Regions from separate parts of the Homo sapiens genome. Here region 1 is linked to region 2. A link is a loop called in an ENCODE intact Hi-C map of the cell type or tissue named here. Cell type or tissue: PC-3. All regions are shown on one strand.

What was found. Hi-C counts contacts between places; a loop is a spot of excess contacts. Peaks named below come from ENCODE experiments on the same cell type or tissue, not always from the same donor. Only the 100,000 strongest peaks of a DNase experiment are listed, where the experiment ranks them.
Region 1: it touches region 2 in a loop (11-fold over the local background); 48 of 110 quality-filtered maps call a loop at or near these places.

The regions. Positions count from the first base shown.
Region 1 is chr12:119,776,713-119,784,712 of GRCh38, reverse strand. CIT (citron rho-interacting serine/threonine kinase) reads left to right here. Exons shown (of 48, transcript NM_001206999.2): 12 at 662-805; 13 at 2,076-2,195; 14 at 7,871-8,000. Among named protein-coding and RNA genes, the nearest start is that of MIR1178, 67 kb to the right of the region's middle. In PC-3, CTCF peaks have their summits at 3,473 and 3,689 (motif pointing right); a DNase peak (open chromatin) is centred at 3,742; H3K27ac peaks cover 424 bases.
Region 2 is chr12:119,654,975-119,662,974 of GRCh38, reverse strand. All of the region lies in intron 1 of PRKAB1-AS1 (PRKAB1, TMEM233 and CCDC60 antisense RNA 1), which reads left to right. Among named protein-coding and RNA genes, the nearest start is that of PRKAB1-AS1, 9.2 kb to the left of the region's middle. In PC-3, a CTCF peak has its summit at 3,492 (motif pointing right); no DNase peak of the experiment used is centred here; H3K27me3 peaks cover 517 bases.

The DNA.
Region 1 (8,000 bases), 120 kb before region 2:
ATGACCCAGCCAGATGTCTGCTTCTTCCGGCAGGTGGCCTGGGTCCTCACCTGTGGCTGAGATACATCCCATCTGCTTTGAGTGATGCGAAGTCTCTCTTCCTAGTCTTTTAAAACTCCTGCTTATGTCACTGCGGCCACTGTGTTGATTACGCTCAACGTCTCTTAACATTCACTGTTCCTGCCCAGAGGCAACGCTCTGGAAACTAATAAGTCACTGCTTGCCTGGGACTCCTAAGAGTGCAGACGAATAAATATCTCCTTGCCCTGTCCTGGATTTGTCCTCTAGATCTTTGCAAGGAGATGGGGGGGGATCAAGATGGATTTGGGATAAAATTAAAGTGACGTCTGCAAAAACAAAACAAAAACAAAAGCAAACAGGTGAAAAATGATGATTGTGGCTTCCTTGCTAACTGGGTTAGAGAAGTGATCAAGTGTGAACCGGGACTTGAATGAGAGGAGTGACTTAGCATTTGGTGACTGTCCTTAACGAAGAACTGTGCGCTCCTGGGCGAAGAAACAATGGTATTTCCATCCCAACTTAACTTTTGGCGAATTAGCCTTAGCCCAGACCACCAGGTGGTTTCGGAGGCTACTTGAGATGTGATTGCTCCTAATGAACCTCCACGGGCCTTTTTAACCTGTCGATGTGTTTATTTCAGATGGAGCAGGAAATGACCCGGTTACATCGGAGAGTGTCAGAGGTGGAGGCTGTGCTTAGTCAGAAGGAGGTGGAGCTGAAGGCCTCTGAGACTCAGAGATCCCTCCTGGAGCAGGACCTTGCTACCTACATCACAGAATGCAGTGTGAGCCTTCCCTGAAGCCCCCTTCCCTTGGAGGTGGCACTTCCTGTTGTGTGTGTCTCATCCTGTTTCATGATGGCTCCATGAGGCACATCACAGCCAATGGCAGAGAGTAGAGAGAGGGAGAGCACAAAAGCAAGATCTGTGTTTTGCAGAGTAGTGAGAGCCAGGCGTAAGGTCCCCAAGAAATGAGATTGGACTCATTTCCAGCAGAAAGTGCAGGTAGACGGCTGGTACCATGGAGTCTGGAGATGGGAGTAATCCATCTTTGCCGCAAGTTGCAAAAGATCTTAACATCTCCCATCCCAGCCTCTGTGGTCTGCGTTGTGTCTGACATGAGCAGCCTTGAGAACCAGACTCCCAACTATGTACAAGAAAACTTACTTTCAATCTTCCTGACATCAAATTTTCCATTGGCCAGAACCAGTGTAGTGACAAGAAAATAGCCTTGAAAACCCAGACCCTCTGTCATTATTTACCATGTGACTTTCATTTTTTCTTTCCTTCACAAGAGTAGACTGTCTTCTTCTCCATTGTCTTGTTAAATTTTTCATTCAGGTGTTTTTTAATGTGCCCAATTAAACAGTCTCAAGAAGTTGAATCACACATTTCTAAAGTTTTTTTCACAAGGGAGAGGAAATCTATAGAACGTGGCTGATTAAGAATAACTGCTATGTTTCCATTCCAGACTTGGCTGCCTTTCAGTGGTGGGTGAAGTTATTCAGCTATGTATTTCAGATATAGATTTCAGTGCCATTGAAGCATTAAGGGATTCTTATGGATGAAAGGTGTCCAGGAAAAATAAGCCAGGAGGTAGAAATAGACCACTTGGAGTCTTAAATGACAACTGGGCAGAGGATATGAAGTCATTGCTACTTTGAAAGAGGCATATGTACTTTAGGGCCCACAAATAACTGTAGAAAACACTTTGTAGCTATCCACATGGTGGCTGTAATAGCTACTGGGTCTTAATAGGTTTTAGTCCTGAACATGCAAGTAAGTATCTCCTAGGACAGGTAGATGGTGGCAGGAGACAGGCTGATGCAGTTTCCGGCTGGATCCCTAAGGTCACCAGGTTGAGATGATGTTTCTTGAACCAAGGGGTTTTACAGGATGGAAACCGGAGTCGGCAACCAACTGGAAGTTGTGAACTGTGGTCCGTCACTCGAAACTGTCCTGGTGTCTGCGAAGCAGCTTGCAGCTCTCTTAATGAGTCTTTTCAAACAAAGCAGGATCCACAGGGCATCCCTATTAAAATTTTTGCTTTCTGCAGAGCTTAAAGCGAAGTTTGGAGCAAGCACGGATGGAGGTGTCCCAGGAGGATGACAAAGCACTGCAGCTTCTCCATGATATCAGAGAGCAGAGCCGGAAGCTCCAAGAAATCAAAGAGCAGGTAGGCCTGCTTGCCTGGGAGCACAGCAGCATCTCGGCTTGCTTGGACCTCTAATTTCAGGAGAGGCGTGTTTGAGAGAGAAATAGGAAGAAAGGGAGAGAGAGAAAGGGTGGGGGCAGAGTGGAAGAGAGACAGGTATGTAGGTCATTCAGAAACTTCAGATTTCTCATAATTTATATACATCATAGAATGCTTGTTCCAGCTCCTTTTGAAGCTGATACCCCATAATGTCTGCTTTTAAAAATAAAGATGTAGGTTTAGAGCAAGAGTGGGCAGACTTCAGCCTGTGGGGCAAAGCTGGTCCAACACCTATTTTCTATGGCCCACAAGCTAAGAATGGGGTTACGTTTTTAAACAGTTGGAAAAAAAATCAAAAGTAAAACAATATTTCATGACATTTGAAATTTATATGAAATTCAAATTTCAGTCTCCATAAATAAAGTGTTTTTTTTTTGGAACACAGCCATGCTTGGTAATTTGCATATCGGCCCTGGCTGCTTTCAGGCTACAGAGTCAGAGGTGAGTGGTTGTTACAGAGACCATGTGGCCTGCAAAGCTGAAACTACTTACTATCTGGCTTCTTACAGCAAAAGTTTGCCAATCCCTGCTTTAGATGGTTAAAAACAATTAAATGTTTTAATAGCTTCTCAGATGCACTTTTAAGTTTTTGAGTGAAGCCAGGCTAATTCATAGTTTTACTTACATAAAGAAATATTCTAGAAGAGAAATTTGAACCATTCTGGTCAAGGTCAAGTCAGGATTAACACTGCCTATCTGAGTGCAGAAGGCTGTCCCCTGTGTTTTCAGAAAGGAGAATCGAGACCTTTAAAAAGCCCACTCTTTTTTTTCTTTCTAAACGGGTTTTCTTTCTAAATGGCTCATTTTTGTATTGCCTCATTGTTTCCTTTTTAGCATGGATTTTTGTGTCTTTTGAAAAACTGTAAATAGAGACTTTAATGAAGAGATGGCAATGAGCAATTGGAGAGCTGAACTATCAGCTGCCAGGCAACTCTCATTCACTTCAGAAAATCTAATGGAAACACTGATAGAAATGAACATTTCTGTCTCTGGGTAGCACAAACTTAGCCATCTGGCTGGAGCTAATGCAAGAAACTTCTGCAAATAACTCTATCCATTAATTACTCTTTAAAAAAAGAATTACTGTCTTTGGAGTTTTGTTGGCATATTTATCATCTGAATATTTTAAAGTTGTGATCAGTTAATATTCTGTTGCTTGATAAAAACATTATAAATAAACGTGCATAGGACGGAAACCCTGTAAAGGATCATCAGATCTCTGAATAATGCAGTCTTAGAGGTTTTGAAGGCTGCACATTGGCTTTGAGAAATCTGCTTTGACAGTTGACTCATGCTCCTTTTATCAACATAGTTTTTCATCCTAAAAGTTTCAAGAGGTAGGAATCATTTTCTCCCATTAGTTCAACATACCTGGAAATTTACTTTTGGTGACATCCTGGGGAAATGAAAGCTGTGTTTGGCCACCAGAGGGAGCAGCTGGTGTCCATAGATTCCTTAGAAACGGAATTATCAGGACGTTTTGAAAAGGTGTATGTTGGTGGCCGAGTTCAAAGACACGTCTTTTATGATTCATACCACAGTTGGCATGCATGTGGAGTCTTAGATTTAATGACTGCTAAAAGTTCCATTGTGGGGAAGAAACGTGGTTTCAGATTTGATTTTTCATCGGAACAAGGATTTATTTTATGACTTTTGGTAAGTTTTGTGAGAGCAGGATGTTTGCAGACTGGGAGAAAGCTTTTAATGCTTGCAGCAAACTTTCAGTATTTAGTTTGTGGCATATTGATTTTTTCTAGACTTGGGATTTATTCCCTGATCTTTCTCTTAAAAATCTAACTTTCTATATCGCTCTTTATTTTTTTGAGATGGAGTCTCGCTCTGTCACCCAGGCTGGAGTGCAGTGGTGCAGTTTCGGCTCACTGCAGCCTCCACCTCCTGGGTTCAAGTGATTCTCCTGCCTCAGCCTCCTGAGTAGCTGGGACTACAGGTGCACGCCGCCACACCCAGCTAATTTTTGTGTTTTTAGTAGAGATGGGGTTTCACCATGTTTGTCAGGCTGGTCTCGAACTCCTGACCTCCTGATCTGCCCGCCTTGGCCTCCCAAAGTGCTGAGATTACAGGCATGAGCCACTGCACCTGGCCGGCTCTTCATTTTTTTAAAAAATATTTTACTTCCACCTAGCTACCCCCTCTAGAATATTTAGATTTGGTTTAAAAGAAAAACACCTCAAAGACTCATGTGAAATTTGATTCCTAGATCATTACTAGCAATTTCAGCTTCTTCCTTGCTCCCCTACTCAGGAAAGGAGACAAAAGTGTGGGTAACACAAAAGTCACTTGTGTTCCATGGTTTCTGAGTGAATTGCATCATACCTGATCCTTCCTCCCCACAAAATTCTGAAGCTCCATTCAGAAGACTTGCGTTAGGTGGGCCTTGAAACCTGTCTGCAGTTCCCCATCCTGACCTGACTCACACCTACCAGTCTTTCATTCCATCCTGAGATACCACAGCTCTCTCTCAGCTGATCTTGCAAACAGACCTGATGATCACCTCTCAGGTTTTTCCTGAAGCAGGGATTTGGTTAGCTGCTAGATTTATAGGATTTCCTTGAAGTATCCTGCACAATATCAAAGGATCCACAAATGAGTTAGAATTTTCTTTTGATGCTTGTAGGAGACTGGGTGCCCCGAGAGCTTGGAGAGCTGACAGAGTGGTTGCCTGATTCCTGCCTTCCTCCCTCTTATGTGCTGACAGCTCAGGGAAGAGAGATGTTGGGGGGAAGGAACAGACACTCTGTCCTTGCTCTTGACAAAACACAAAAATTACATTCCCTTCTCGCCGACATAAATTCAAGAAAGAAAAGTGAGCTTGAGGACAAAAGATGCTCAAGATTTGGTGTCCATGCCTGTAGCCAGGACTGGCTTTCCCATTAGCTCTAGCAGGCACGGTATCTAGGGACCACTTTACTTTTAGGGTCTCACAAAATGTTTTAATTTTTTCATCAGAAGAAAAAAGTTGGGCTTAGGTCAAAGACACTGTTTTCATAGATGATGTTAATATTTTTGTATTTATAGGAGCACAACTGTAAAATGTAATTTTTAATTTTAATTTTTATGGAGGAAGGCAAGACAGGCTCAGTGCTCACAGTTATGAAAGCCATAATATGGCTCTGCTTGAGGGGGTCCAGAAAAACCGATATTCCATTTCACATACAGCTCATGTTCTGGCCTGTGAATTAATTAATTAATTAATTAATTTGAGATAGAGTCTTGCTCTGTCACCCAGGCTGGAGGGCAGTGGTGTAATCTCAGCTCACTGCAACCTCTGCCTCCCAGGTTCAAGCAGTTCTCCTGTCTCAGCCTTCCAAGTAGCTGGGATTACAGGTGCTCACCACCATGTCTGGCTAATTTTTGTATATTTTGTAGAGATGGGGTTTCACTATGTTGGCCAGGCTGGTCTTGAACTCCTAACCTCAAGTGATCCGCCACCTCGGGCTCCCAAAGTGCTGGGATTACAGGCGTGAACCACCATGCCCGGCCTGCCCTGTGAGTTTAGATAATTGTGAGCAGGTTATAAAGATCTTTGGTTATATAATCCAGCATTGCCTGCTTAGTATGCATGACCCAGGAAACCTGTGTGCCCCATGATTCTGAGGATTGACCTTCAATAACAGTATGCTTTTGGGTGGGAGAGAGTGAAATGAGACCCGTGTTCCATTTTGGGCTGTTTTTTCCTTTCTCCTTTACAGATAATAGAGGGAGAGGTGTGCTTGCATGGAAACCATCCAATTTTCATAAGAGCAGCACATCCCCTTTAATATGCTCTGGGGGGGGGGCGTCACCTGCTACAATGGGATAAAAGGTTTCCTTTATACCCTGTTATTCAAAAATTGCAATTTATCAGTTAAAAGAATATCCTTGCTCAGTCGATTATTTCTTGGGAGAAATATTCAAATATTCCTCACCAATTATTTCTTGGGAGAGTGGATCTCAGAGATGTTACTGAATATTGTGATTTTTAAAGACATTCTTGATTCAATTCCTTGTTCATTTCGTTTTGTATCTCTCTCGTCCTCACCCCACAAGTCACCTTGGATTACATAAATGCTCATTCATAATCCTTATACTTAGCCTTGATTTTTGCTAACACAGAATATTTTTATACTTTGTCCAAAAGTTTTCAAAATCACTGGCCATTTCTTTTGGTGAGCCCAGTTCTGAGAAACTTCAATGTAAATGTTTTGATTTTAGAAATGCATTTTGGAAAAGGTTGGGCTGTTTGGATCACTTAAAGGGTTTGCTCAAGGGAACAGGAAGGTTCTTTCCTTGGAATTTTTCTCACAAGTTATTTTGACCGAAGCCAGTGTTTTGTGACTCTTCCAGATTTCAGGGTGACTTGCATTGCAGGAGTGATGTTACGGTCATCATTCAGTTTTGAGCCCAGAAAAATTAATGGTGAGAAACTGACATGATGAGTTTCACCTTCCAGAATTCTTTCCACTGAGATTTTCAATTACCCTCTTGTGCTGTCTGAAAGGTTAATTTTAAAACTAGTACCATATCCAATTTGTGTTAGGAGCACATGACTTCTAAAGGACAAGTCTATATAAATGATTACCCTTGGCGGAAAACTACATGTAAGCAGTTTATCCTTGTTGTTTAAAGAACATCCCTTTTGGCTCTCCTGTGTTAGGCCTTAAGGTTCTGTGCATTTCGTATGGTGTGATTTGCATGTGTGTTCCCGGTGGTTTTGCTAATGACATATGCTCTACATTAAAAGTGTTTTTTTTTGTTTTTTTTTGTTTTTTTGAGACGGAGTCTTGCTCTGTCACCCAGGCTGGAGTGCAGTGGCGCGATCTCGGCTCACTGCAACCTCCGCCTCCCGGGTCCAAGCGATTCTTCTGCCTCAGCCTCCTGACTAGCTGGGATTACAGGCGTCCACCACCACACCTGGCTAATTTTTGTGTTTTTAGTAGAGACGGGATTTCACCATGTTGGCCATGCTGGTCTCGAATTCCTGACCTTGTGATCCGCCTGCCTCAGCCTCCCAAAGTTCTGGGATTACAGGCATGAGCCACAACACCCGGCCAAAACAGTTTTAAGGTTTAATATTTTTTTCTCCCTCATCTTCACCCTACACTTCTCACCTTTGCCTACTTGGTGCCTCATTCTGGGTCCATCTTTCTACTCCCCTCGTCTCTAGGTCTGTAGGTTGTTTTTTTTTGAGACGGAGTCTTGCCCTGTCACCCAGGCTGGAGTGCAGTGGCGCGATCTCGGCTCACTGCAACCTCTGCCTCCTGGGTTCAAGCGATTCTCCTGCCTCAGCCTCCCAAGTAGCTGGGACTATAGGCCCGCACCACCACACCCAGCTAATTTTTGTATTTTTAGCAGAGACAGTGTTTCACCATGTTGGCCAGGATGGTCTTGAACTCCTGACGTCAGGTGATCCACCTGCCTTGGCCTCCCAAAGTGCTGGGATTACAGGCGTGAGCCACTGCACCTGGCCAGGTCTTTTCTTTGCCAGTCTCTCTTCACTGTGCATCTTCCCTGTGTGGTTAATACTCTTCCATCCTCACTGCCTGTCTATTCTTTTCGGAGTTCGAAAGTTCTCTTTTATTTCATTGCCTGCTCTTTAGGAGTACCAGGCTCAAGTGGAAGAAATGAGGTTGATGATGAATCAGTTGGAAGAGGATCTTGTCTCAGCAAGAAGACGGAGTGATCTCTACGAATCTGAGCTGAGAGAGTCTCGGCTTGCTGCTGAAGAAT
Region 2 (8,000 bases):
CTGGGATTACAGGTGTGAGCCACTGCACCTGGCATCTCTATCCTCTTTTAAGAGCTTTGAAGGAATGGAGGAGAAAAGGATGTACACTTTCTACCCCTTTTCTAGAGGACAAGTGACAAACTAAAGCAGTATCCAGGCAAAGATCCAACGGAGGTGAAAACAATGAGAGGAAGTCTGTCTCTGTCTCATCTCTTTAAAATGTAAGCTCCCAGGGATTTGAATATCAAAGTTTCATAATCACTTTAACATATGCTGTTGGGACCATCATACCCCATCTGCATGTGCCCTTCTGCGCATGCCCCAAACTTCCTAACTGTGAGCAGGTGCAACTCTGAGGGCCTTCTGGAGAAAGCTTTGTCGACACAAGTGGGAACCCAAGGGGACCAGAGAAGACACCCTGAGAGAAGCCCTCAGCCAACCACAGAGGAGCCAGTTCCCTTGCCCCTTGGATGTGCTAACTCTAATGAAGCAGCGTCATTTTTCTGGGGTAACACCCGAGGTTCGATGTCTCATGCTAAGGAAATTGAAGACATGGCCATGCAAGGAGTGGGTTTAAGAGTGGAAAGTTAAATAGATGAAAGAAGGAAGAGAGCTTCCTCATGCAGAAGAAGGGGTCCTGAGTGGGTTTCCCTGGTTTGGGGCAAGGTGTGGTTGGTTTTAGGGATGAGCGTGAGGAGATGGTATATGATTTACATGGGGTGTAGTGGATTGGTTGGACCAGATGTGCCATTTTCATAGCCCGTGAAGAGGCTGGTCATCCCACTCTAATCTTTTATTATGCAAATGGAATTTTAAAAAACCTGGCTGGTGCCATGTTATCTGCACACGTGGCAACAAAGAAAAGGGAAGAGGGAACCTCCATGTTGAATATACCTGGTTTCCAGCTATCTGTTTTCTATTGGCACAGCTGCTGGTATTTACCTATGCAAGCCTCTAGCTTGCTTATCTATGCTTGCAGCTTGATTTTTCAGGCTGCTTTTTGTTAAAAAAAGAAATGATTTGGAGACTGCGTTTTTATTAAAAGAAAAACCTTACTGAGGACTCTCTTACCCTCACTAACTGTCTAAATAATTTCTTTTTAGCTCTCGTATAACTAAGATATATTCCCTACCGTGTCTCAGAGGTCCCCAGTGGAAATGCACCCTAGATGTCCACAGCAGTAATTGGATCAAGGAATTCATTGATTATCTTCCTTTCCTTTTCTTTATCTCTTTTTAGGAGCACCTTCCAAATAAATACTCAGAAACACCTCCCAAGACACACTAATTGCATGAAAATCCTAGTTCAACCACATAGGTTACAGATGAGGAGGGACAATAGCTTGCTGAATTATAGAAAAAGTTAGTGGTCATAGATCATAATTTGGATCTTATGTCTTGGTTTCTGGTCCAGGGTACTGTGAGATTATCATTCTTCTTGATATGATGAACCATGGAGACTTTTAAAAAACAGGGATCGGCAGCATTATCATAATAGACAGAAGGTGGAAAGAATCCAAATGTCCACCAAGAGATGAGTTTGTAGGCTGGCACAGTGGCTCATACCTGTAATCCTAGCACTTTGGGAGGCCGAGGTGGGTAGATCAACTTGGGGCCAGGAGTTCGAGACCGGCCTGGCTAACATGGTGAAACTCCATCTGTACTAAAAATACAAAAAATTAGCTGGTTGTAGTGGCGCACACCTGTAATCCCAGTTTATTGGGAGGCTGAGGCATGAGACTTGCTTCAGCCTGGGAGGCGAAGGTTGCAGTGAGCTGAGATTGTGCCACTGCACCCCAGCCTGGGCGACAGAGAAAGACTCTGTAACAACAATAACAAAATGAATTATAAACAAATTGTGGTATGTTCATACAGTGGAATATTCTTCTATCACAAAAAGGAATAAAGTACTGTTACATGTTACAATGTGGATGACCTCAAAAATATTAACATTATGCTAAGTGAAATAAGCCAGACACAAAAGGTCATATATTATATGATTCCATTTATATGAAATATACAGAATAGATATATCCATGTCAATAGAAAGCAGACTGGTGGTGACCACGGGCTTGGCGGAAGAGGGAATGAGGGCTTTCTTTTGGAATGATGAAAATGTTTTAAGACTTGGCATAGATGGTGGTTCCACAACATTGTCAATGTACTAAATGCCTATGAATTGTTCACTTAAAAATGTCTACTTTAAAATTAACATTTATGTTGTATGAATTTTACCTCAAAGAAAATAGGGTTAGTCCTAGAACAAATGGTAGAGGTGTACAGTTTATCTTTTTTCCAATTTATTTTCTGCAACTGTCTTACAAAATAAACCTCTCCGCACCCTGTCCTTCCCTGTAAGTGTCTCATGACTCATGTCATCTAGCCCATCAGAACCTAACTAGTTCATGGCACTTGTTCTAGTTAATATTGATTTTTTCAGAGGCCTTCAGTTTTCTAATTGCATTAATTCATTTCTTTATCAATAACTTTTTCATGGCAAAAACTCCTATCCACCGGGCACTGTGGTAGACACTGGGGAGAGAATTGTGGGCAAAATCAAACCCAGGCTCTGTCCTGAGTGTTTACGATCTAGTAGGGAAGAGAGAAATTAATCGAACAATCATCCAACAGTCTTCTGTGACAAACGCTAAGAAGGAGAAGTGTGACCTAGTGAGAAGGATGTGACCAAGTCCTGAGGTCAGAGGAGGCTTGCTGAAGGAAGTGACAATCAAGTTGAGATTTGGAGATTGTAGGTGTTAAAGTGAAAGTTGTTTATCAATCCTTATTATGCACTCGGCATTGTGTTTGATGTATGAACTCATGTAATGCCACCAACAGTCCTTTGAGGGATCTACTATTATTACCACTTGCATTTTTCAGGAGAAAATGAGGCTCAGAGAGATGAAGTGACTTATTCGAGGTCACACAACTAGAAAGTCATGAAACCAGCATTCAAATGCAGGCAACCAGACAGATGTCAACATTTTAGCCACCACGGACAGATCATTGAGTGAGGGATGAAATCATTTTGGGTGGGCCAATGGATTGGGCTGATCTAGATTATAAGTATAAAGCTGGAATGGTCATTCAGAGAGGGAGAACAAACTAGGTGTTCAATTGTTTTAATATCTATTAAATTTTCTAGGCTAGATGCAGTGGCTCTCAGCAGCTTGGGAGGCCGAGGCGGGAGGATAGCTTGAGTCCGGGAGTTTAAGACCAGCCTGAGCAAGCTGTCGAGACCCCATCTTTATTATATTTTAAAAAATAAAAATTAAAAAAATAAAAAATTTTCTAACTACGAATCCATGTTTGTTTTTTCTTTTCTTTTTTTTCAAAAGAGCATCAATTTCCCAACCATGTTTCTTATTGTTACAAAACTCAATAAAAATCTGAAAGTTGGAAGCCATGACTTGCTGGGTGTAACGTACTAATCAAGAAGGTGGAATCAATTATTAAATAGTCAATAGGGTTAACAGCAATGAGTGATCATGGCAGGCAATGCCCCTAGCATCCCCTAGGTGGCAATAAAGAGCAACAAAGATTATTCCTATGGCCTTTCAAAAAATTAAATGTATGTATTTTAAAGTATGGATGAACATGGTTAAAAACTTCAAGCAGTATGGGAGGGGGTACAGAATCAAAAACAAAAGTCTCCCTTACACCTTCTCCTACATCATTAATTCCTTTCCCCTCAAATAACTTGTTGAGAGTTTCTTGTATACTTTTTGGGGGTATATTTTGTTACAATTATTATAATTATAATTTCCTATAATTATAACTATAGAAAAAGTACTTACATCGCTCTTCTTTAAAAATGCAAGCAATTAGTACTTTTTTTCCTTAGCATATCTTTCCATATCAGCATATACAGCTCCACCTCATTTTAAAATTTTAATTAAAAAAATTTTTAAGTAAAAAAAAAATTTCTTAAAAGAGACAGGGTCTTGCTATGCTGCCAGGCTGGAGTGCAGAGGCTAGTCACAGGTGCAATCATGGCTCACTGCAGCCTCAAAGTCCTGGGCTCAAGTGATCCTCCTGCCTCAGCCTCCTGAGTAGCTGGGACTACAGTTGTGTGTCACCATGTCCCGCCACCTCAGTTTTGTAATGACTGCAGATTTCATAACAAGAAGAGGTCTATGTATAGAGTGCTTACTGTACACCTGCCACTGTCCTAAGCACTTTCCTTGCTTTAAGCCATGTACTTCTTATAAAGCTTTAAGAGGTGCATTTTGTTATTATCCCCACTTTACATAAGAAAAAACTAAGGCACAAGTGGAGAAGTAACTTGTCCAATGGCACAAAGCTAGTAAGTGGTGAAGCCAGGATTTAGATACAGGAAATTTAATTCTTGAGTCTATGCTCTTAGCCACCATGCAAAACTACTGCTGCACAGATGTACTATATTGCAGTGGTCCCCAGTGTTTTCGGCACCAGGGACAGGTTTCGTGAAAGACAATTTTTCCATGGACTAGGGTTGGGGGGATGGTTTTGGGATGATTCAAGCACATTATATTTATTGCGTACTTTTCTATTATTATTGCATTGTAATATATAATGAAATAATTACACAGCTCCCCATTATGTAGAAACAGCGGGAGCCCTGAGCTTGTTTTCCTGCAGCTAGATGCTTCCATCTAGGGGTGATGGGAGACAGTGACAGATTATCAGGCATTAGATTCTCATAAGGAGCATGCAACCTAGATCCCTCGCATACGCAGTTCACAATACAGTTTGTGCTCCTGTGAGAATCTAATGCCACCACTGATCTGACAGGAGGCAGAGCTCAGGCAGTAATGTGAGCGATGGGGAGCAGCTGTAAATACAGATGAAGCCTTACTTGCTCACCTACTGCTCACCTCCTGCTGTGCGGCCTGGTTCCTAACGTACCATGGTACTGGTCCGTGGCCTGGCGGTTGGGGACTGCTGCCTTAAGGTACTGAATCTATCATTTCCTTAATGTATTTTTTAAAATGTTGTAGGATATACTGTTCTAGAATGTACCTGGGACTTTGGGTTTATTCATGTATGGTAAGGCCAATGGATCGGAAGACCATTGCCATTAAAAATATAGTTTTATTGCTCACAGTTCCTGATATGCTTTGGCTGTGTCCCCACACAAATCTCATCTTGAAGTGTAGGTCCCATAATTCCCACGTGTCGTGGGAGGAATTTGGCGGGGGCGGTCATTGAATCATGGAGCCGATTACCTCTATGCTCTTCTCCTGATAGTGAGTGAGTTCTTATGAGATCTGATGGTTTTATAAGGGGCTTTTCCCCCTTTGCTTGGCACTTCTCTCTCCTGCCTCCTTGTGAAGAAGGATTTGTTTGCTTCTCCTTCTGCCATGATTGTGTTTCCTGGGGCTTCCCAGCCATGGGGAACTGTGAGTCAATTAAACCCCTTTTCTTTATAAATTACCTAGTATCAGGTATTTCTTCACAGCAGTGTGAGAACAGTCTAATACAGTTCCCAAGGGGCAGGAGCCCGCCATGCCATGCAGAACCACAGGAGAGAACTTTGAGGTTGGTCACAGCCAGAGAGGATGAGAAGAAAGCCTAGGAAAAAGCCTTTATTGTGGTTTTTGCCAGGAGGAATGGGCGAGGCAAGGTAAGCAGCTGAACAGGCTTAGGATTGGATAGTCTGAATAATTCAGGCCAGCTGTGGGCTATAGGTGTCGTACCTAACTGTCTGACACCCAACCCTGGGATGATTAGGGCTTAGGATTGGATAGTTTGAATAATTCAGGCCAGCTGTGGGCTATAGGGGGTTGGGGGGGGTAGTCTCTAAATGTCTGACACCTGACCCTGGGATGATTAGGGCTTAGGATTGGATAGTTTGAATAATTCAGGCCAGCTGTGGGCTATAGGGGTAGTCTCTAAATGTCTGATACCTGACCCTGGGATGATTAGGGCTTAGGATTGGATAGTTTGAATAATTCAGGCCAGCTGTGGGCTATAGGGGTAGTCTCTAACTGTCTGATACCTGACCCTGGGATGATTAGGGCAGGGGAAACTTGCCTCTCGGAGTGGAAAAGCCAGAGAGAGGAGGTGGTTCAGAGTATGGGCTCTGAATTGGTTGGACTGCATATTGCAGGAAGGTCATCTGCTATCTCTTGGAATGAGCTAACCCTGGGACAAACAGTCTCTTTCAGGTTGGTAAGTCCCCAAGATGTCAAGCCTCATAAGATATAGAAAATGAAAAATGCGATTAATACATATACATAGCATAAACTTTATTATTTTATCCATGTTAAAGTGTACAGTTCAGTGACATTAAGTACATTTACATTGTTTTGCAGCCATCATCACCATCCATCCACAGTTTTTTCATTTTGCAAAACTGATACTTTATGCCCATTAAACAGTAACTCCTCATTCCATCTTACCCTTGACCCCAGCAAGCACCATTTTACTTTCTGTCTGTATAAATTTTGCTGCTGCAAGTATCTCAGATGTATGGAATCAAACAGTATTTGTGCTTCTGTAACTGGCTTATTTCACTTAGCATAATGTCTTTGAGTTTCATCTATGCTGTAGCATGTATCAGAATTTCCTTCCTTTTTAAGGCTGAATCATATTTTGTATGTATACACCACAGCTTGTTTATCCATTCATCTATTGATGGACAGTTGGGTTGCTTCTACCTTTTGGCTATTGTGAATAATGCTTCTAAGAAAACAGGTGTACAAATATTTCTTCATGTCCCTTTGAGTTGTTTTGGGTATACAGAAATGGAATTGCCAGATCCTATGGTAATTCTATTTTTAATTTTTGGGGAATTGCCATACTGTTTTTCATAGCCGCTGTACCATTTCCCACTAACAGTACACAAGAGTTCCAGTTTCTCCACATCCTCCTATATTTTCTTCAGAAATTATATCATTTTAGGTTTTACATTTAGCTCTATGATCTATTTTGAATCAATTTTTATGTATGGTGTGAACTATGGGTTGAAGTTCATCTGTGGGCACATGGATGTCCAATTATTCCAGCATCATTTGTTGAAAACACTATTCTTTCTCCATTGGATGACCTTTGCACCTTTGCCAAAAATCAATTTACAGCCAGGTGCCGTGGCTTATGCCTGTAATCCCAGCACTTTGGGAGGTCGAGGTGGGAGGATTGCTTGAGCCAAGGAGTTTGAGACCAGCCCTGAGCAACATAGTGAGACCCCATCTCTACAAAAAGTAAAAAAATTAGCTGGACATGGTGGCATGCACCTGTGGCCCCAGCTACTTGTGGGGCTGAGGCAGGAGGATCATGTGAGCCCAGGTGGTTGAGGCTTCAGTGAGCCATGATCGCATTGCACTCTAGCTGGGAGACAGAGAGACACCCTGTCTCAAAAAAAAAAAAAAAAATCAATTGGCTTAGTCTAGTGGTGGCTCACACTTGTTGTCCCAGCTACCTTAGAGGCTGAGGTGGGAGCATCACTTGAGGCCAGGAGTTCAGACCAGCCTGGGCAACATAGGGAGGCTCTGTCTCAAAACAAACAAACAAACAAACAACCAAAAAACAATCTATTGACTTAATCTAGTGGTGGCTCATACTTGTTATCCCAGCTACCTGAGAGGCTGAGGTGGGAGGATCACTTGAGGCCAGGAGTTCAGACCAGCCTGGGCAACACAGGGAGACTGTCTCAAAACAAAACAAAACAGGCCTGGCGCGGTGGCTCACCTGTAATCCCAGCACTTTGGGAGGCCGAGGCGGGTGGATCATGAGGTCAGGAGATCGAGACCATCCTGGCTAACAAGGTGAAACCCCGTCTCTACTAAAAATACAAAAAATTAGCCGGGCGCGGTGGCGGGCGCCTGTAGTCCCAGCTACTCGGGAGGCTGAGGCAGGAGAATGGCGTGAACCCGGGAAGCGGAGCTTGCAGTGAGCCATTGCGCCACTGCAGTCCGCAGTCCAGCCTGGGCGACAGAGCGAGACTCCGTCTCAAAAAAACAACAACAACAAAAAAACAAAAAAACAAACAAAACAAAACAAAAACAATTAACCATATATGTGTGGGTCTATTTGTGAAGT